Regions from separate parts of the Homo sapiens genome. Here region 1 is linked to region 2. A link is a contact called in ENCODE Hi-C or POLR2A ChIA-PET data. All regions are on one chromosome and are shown on one strand. Each heading gives the region's core, a stretch centred on a gene start or an enhancer-like site at or near the end of the contact. The rest is flanking DNA. Distances are from core to core; before and after follow the strand shown. Region 1 holds the start of LMO3 (LIM domain only 3). Region 2 overlaps DERA (deoxyribose-phosphate aldolase).

What was found. Hi-C counts contacts between places; a loop is a spot of excess contacts on that map. ChIA-PET counts read pairs that join two places held with the same protein, here RNA polymerase II (POLR2A). Pooled maps may share reads with other maps.
Region 1: a map of IMR-90 shows a loop between it and region 2 (5-fold over the local background). The contact joins the promoter of LMO3 here to the enhancer-like site in region 2. A Hi-C loop is called at or near these places in 2 of 168 maps with a recorded cell type or tissue (IMR-90 and OCI-LY7) and 2 of 50 pooled maps. POLR2A ChIA-PET finds 5 or more read pairs at or near these places in 1 of 52 experiments (OCI-LY7).

The regions. Positions count from the first base shown.
Region 1 is chr12:16,604,865-16,607,602 of GRCh38, reverse strand. It overlaps LMO3 (LIM domain only 3), which reads left to right and starts at 1,441. Exons shown (of 4, transcript NM_018640.5): 1 at 1,441-1,537. RefSeq lists an enhancer at 2,507-2,738.
Region 2 is chr12:15,977,884-15,980,583 of GRCh38, reverse strand. The region is part of intron 5 of DERA (deoxyribose-phosphate aldolase); the gene reads right to left. Among named protein-coding and RNA genes, the nearest start is that of DERA, 68 kb to the right of the region's middle. Within about 2 kb of position 1,259, at least 8 of the 41 ENCODE cell types and tissues checked have a DNase peak (open chromatin) inside an H3K27ac peak, as active enhancers do.

The DNA.
Region 1 (2,738 bases), core at 192-2,691, 630 kb before region 2:
AATCTGGTGAGGGTACTTTAAGAGCAGCCCAAACAGAGGGTGACTTTGAAGTTTGAAAACTTAGAAAAATAATAAGGTATTTTAAAGCTACCAGTGGCCTTTATAGATGCCAAGGAAAGTTAAGAGGAGAGGAGGTTAGAGAGAATGGGACCTATTAGAAAAAAAAAAAAAATCTGTCAAGGCCTTAAAACAAGCCTGTGAAGACAAAGCAGTAATGGTGCAGAAACTATGGTTCTTTGACCAAGTTAGTCCTGAAAACATGTTTCTCAGTGCTGTTGGCTGTTTTTCATTGGAGCGTGTGAGTTTTAAATAGTAAGGAATTCAAGTAATTGCAGGAAGTGTGTTTCGGGGTGGTGGTGGTGGGGGTCAGCATTAGTGAATGGAGAACAAGTTCACAGTTTGGGTCTTGGGCCATTAGAGGAAGGGAGGAAGGGAGGAAGGAGAGTGTGTGTGTGATCCCCTGAACCAGGCTTGTGTGGCGGACTTGCGGAGCAGCGACTTCAGAGAGTTCATGAATGGAAGTCACAGACAGACCAGCGACTGCAGCCACCTCCAGGCATTTCTTAAAGGGGAGGGTTGTGTGCTTTTTCCAGGGTATTCTGGTAGCAGTTTGATTCTCTTGCTTTTATTTTAATTTCCATAATTGGTAGCTTCAGAAATGGCTTTGGAAGGCAATTTGCTTTAAATGTAGCCACCTATTCCAAAATGCCCTGGTTATTTTAGGAACCCTACCCTTTTCCTCCGGAGCTCTCTCGCAGGAGTTCTTCTTTTGGACTGGTCCAGGAGGTAGGGTCCTTCCTCAGTCGACTCCTGCAGAGGTCACATTTTGTGTGCGGGTTTGTCCCCAGCGTTTGTGAGTAGCATATGCATGTGGTTGTGCTGACTGCACTCGCAGGCTTGTAAATTTTCACCCTGGGAAATTAGCAACAAAGCCCGATCTGTCTCGTGGCTGCTTTGCACTTTCCGAGGGCGGCTGTACTTGACTGAGCTGCAGAACAGGCACACGAGAGCGAGCGAGGGAGCCAGCGAGAGAGGGAGGGAGAGAAGGAAAGAAGAGGGGAGGGGTGGGGGCGAGAGGTAAATAGTCTTAAATCGGAAGGGAGCTGCTTCTCTGTGGTCTTGACAAGCGCTGCCTGGGCTCCGCCGGCTCACTAATAACTGAGTGACCTTTTCTTTGGCTGTATTATGTCTGGCTGGGAAGGGATTGCATTTTGCAGCTGAGAGCCGGAGCTTCCTTCAGCTCGGCTCCTCGCACGCTGCTGGGGTAAGTTGTCTTGAACCAGGACGGAGAGAGACAGCCTCGGACTGCAGTTGCCTAAAAGGAGGACACCTGTGGCTCAGATGCGGTCAACACCATTGCTTGGCGTATCCTTGAGGACCTCATTATTTTAAACTTAAAAAAAAATAGACATTCCCTCCCCCGTCTTTTTTTTTTTTTTCAAACAATGCTTCTTTTTGACCTTTCCCAAGGAGAAGCGCTACAAAGCAGCCACTGTGCTTACTGAACGGCCTCCCCCTGTATCGCTTAATTGAGAAGGTAAGTGCAGCAACTGTGTACACACGCGTCGGCTTATTTGTGGTGTGTGTGTCTGCGGGTGCGCGCGTGCGTGTGCGGATGTGGGTATTTTTTTCTTCCCCAACCTCTGCTAATGAGGCATAAACTGGAGCTGCAACCCAGCTCCGCACTGCAACTTTCACTCGGGCTGCAGCTCTACTGAGACGGTTTTGTTTAAATCATGTGAGGCTTCATTATTTTTATGATGAGACATGAAATAGATGCAGGCGGAAGATGTTGATGGAAGGAGGGAGAGCGGCTGCGGCGCGGAACGTCTCAAGTACGACTCGAGTGGATAATAGTCAAAGTTCACCATGAACTGCAGTATTTCCACACCCCTGACTCCCGGGGAGAGAGGGGCAGGGAGAGTTTGGAATTAGGAAGTGTTTGCTCCCAGCCCATAGGAAAAGAATTCAGTCCTGGGTGGGTTTCCGGACCCCTCCCCCTTACTTGCTGGAATTCATGAACCCCCACTTCTTAAAGAGTTGATATTACAATCTTTTGGTCCTTGTTGACGCTTCTGCCTCTCTCCACGCAGCCATAATAACAAAATGTTGTTCCTTTGCCGTGGAAAAGTGGCTGTGTTTGGGCATGGGGGCGGGGGGGGGGGGCAGGCGGGTAGGGGCAGAAGTGGCTAGAAGAGGGAAGGTCCCTGGACCAAGGTGCCTATATCCTAATAGATTGAGATTCAAACTGATGCAGCACATTTTTTACGGGGACTACTCAGATTGCTGTTATGAAATACAAGTCAGATTTATGATCTTTTTCATATTGAACATGATATGCTATGCTAACGCTGCATGTGACAGTTTAATCAAATCCATTTGTTACCAGGAAGCTAAAAGGGGCCGCTGGGATTTTAGGATTACGGGCAGAGTTAGGGAAGCATGTGGCTTTGTCATTCGCCATCATTTTGCACACTGCGAGGGGCTCCGTGTGTGCGCCCTGTCTTGTCTGGCCGTCCTCATCCCTTCCCCCACCCCCTGCCGCCACTCCGACCCGCTCCCAAAGTGGCTTCACAATAGTCGGTCCTCGGCGGTGTAGGCTGCGCACCAGGTCCACACTTAAGCGAAATCAAGGAGACCCCCTTCTACTTCTACCTTTGGGTTTGGTGCTCAATGCGAAGCTGCTGCAACTCAGACACGCCTAAGTCAACTCATGCAGAAAAAGGAGAAAAGTTTTG
Region 2 (2,700 bases), core at 10-2,509:
GTAAGAATGTTAAAAATAGTAATAGACTATGGAGCGAAAAAAAAAATTATATTCTTTTAATTCAGAGAATGAATTGGATGGAATGACATTTCTTAAGTTATTGAATCTAAAAAAAGAAACTTGTTTTCTAAGAACAAGTGACAAGGAAAATCTTCTGATCTAAAAATCCAAGAACGCTAATCCAAGTTAACTTGTGATTTAATTAATGATTTTCTTCCACAAAATAGTGTTGTCATTAAAAGCAGGCTTTAGAGTAGGACAAATGCAGATTTAAAACCCAACTCCATCATTTCCTGTGGGACCTTAGGCAAGTTATTTCTGTCAGCATCAGCTCCATCCTTAAAGTGTCAATAATATTTACTTTACAGGGTTACCAGGAATGAGAGAGAGATATACAAAGTACTTTGCATACTGCCTGACATGTTATAAGCACTCAAAAAGTTTAATTATTAAGTTCAGAATTCTAGTAAAATGAATTTCCACTAAGTGTTGTGTTATAAAAGTCAAATCTTATTTCATGGCCTGACCCAGTTCCAGTAACCAAAGTTCTGTTGGATTACTGCTTACAATCAGTGAGCCATCAGACAAGGCTGGAAAGTATTTTATTACAGCAGTTGTTAAAGTGAACTTTGGCCTGTAAAACAAATTCTTAAAACACTGATCACGACCATATTTGTGAACAAAAAAACACCATCCTTTTTCTAGAGTACTACCTTCTGATGCCAAGTGAATTTCTTGAAGTATAGTTAAAATTAACCACGAAAACCAGAGGTATTTTATGATTCAGTCATTTGGAAGTTATACTCTTTAATCCATGATCCAAACAGAATGAACTGCAAGTGGTCACTTAGAGCATAACTGGATTTACAAATATGCAACCAATGTCTTCTCATTCTTTAACTGCCAATTTCTAAAATCATTTTACTGGCCTATTTTACCACATAACAGGATCAAGTTTTTCTGAGAAAATATCTTAATCTTTAAGGTTCAACAGGTGGAAAGTTGTCATTTCTTTCTGTTACCATTCTGCCCAAAATATATCAGAACAATTAAATCAAAAGTTATACCAAATCTGGTCTTTTTAAAATGTGACCTGGGCTCTATCAAGTGATTGCTTCTACTCAGGCCTTTGAATCTTAAAGAGTGAGGCAAAGATGAAAGAATAGTTAGATATTTTCTTTATTATTGTGGCATCAGCAATAGCAGGAGATCCAAAAGTCCAGTGTCCCAGGGGCCAGCCACCAGCCAACAGTGTGGTACCTGTGCTGGCCAGTAGGAGCAGCACCAGCAGTGGCCCTGGGCCCAAGCTCTTCCTGTGGCACAATCTGACTGTGTTCTCTGCTCCTTATTCCCTCATGGTCCTGCTTTTTTTCCAAGCAAGGCTTCCTACTTATTCAGTGAGCTTCTTTATGTCTTCCTAATATAATAAATTCCCTTTCAGCTTCACTTAATCAGAATTGGTTTTCTTCAACTCATGAATATTTACTGAAGAAGTATAGTATTGTAGACAAAAATGTGGATTCTCCTGAGTATATGGATTCACACCCCAACTTTACTACTAGTTTATTGTTTGATTTGGGTAAGTTACTTAACTCTAAACCTGTCCCATGTTCCTCATTTACAAAATGGGAATGATAGAAGTATGCACACCTCACGGAGTTATTTTCAAACAGGTTAACACACACGAATAGATAAGGACAATATCCAGCACATTGTTCATGCTCAAGGAATGTCAGTTCCTGTTTTCAAAGTTGTTGGTGGCAGCAGTGATGGTGTTCCTGTTATTATTCAGTGCTTATCAGGCTCAGATTACAGAGGGACTTACAAAAGCAGAGGACACCATGATCTATGTTCCTTGAAGAACATAAAATAAAACCTCTTTGGGCCCCTAAAAAAACAGTCTGGGGGAAACGGCTTACTATATATCACAAACAAGTTTGTTTTTAAGCTAAGAACCCATGCTACTTTGAATAGCACAGACTCTTGAGATAAGACATTTTTGCTACTTGCTAGTTGTGTAAACATTTAGGAATTATTCGATTTCTCTAAGCCTAATTACTTAGGGAGGCTCAGTTTGCTCACATATTTTTGTGATGATTAAATAATATATGTTGCTAGAATAGAACCAGGCATTTAGTAGGCAGTTAATCATTCAATACTAGCTTCCCATATTTTCCCTTATACACTTCCAGAAACCCAAAAATAACTTTAACGAACAAAAAATAGCAAGCACTGTCCTAATACTTATGAAAGCACAACTAGAATTTGCCAGTCTTACATATAAGAAAAAATAGACCACTTCACTCCAACACAAGCCATAGAAACCACAAAGAAGCATTATTAGTGTTTAGGTCGTTTTGAGGACTTTGACAGTACCATGATAGACACCTCAGAAACTAGATGAATGACATATGCTAATCAAAGTGGCTTGATGGCTGAAATGTAACCCAGTCAATCTCAAATTATGTCCTTTAACAAACTCAGCTGACACTTTCCTTTCAATACAAATAAGCCAAACAATGGAAAAACGAATGAGCAGGTTTTCCCCTATGTTGGTAGGAAAGGACAATGGTGGGGTATGGAGTTATTATAACTGCTGCTAGACCACATACACAGAGGAAATTACAAGTGAAGCAATAAGTTCAACAGATGCCCTTTCCAAAAAATTTTTCATGAGGAATAATTACTCTAAAGGATGAG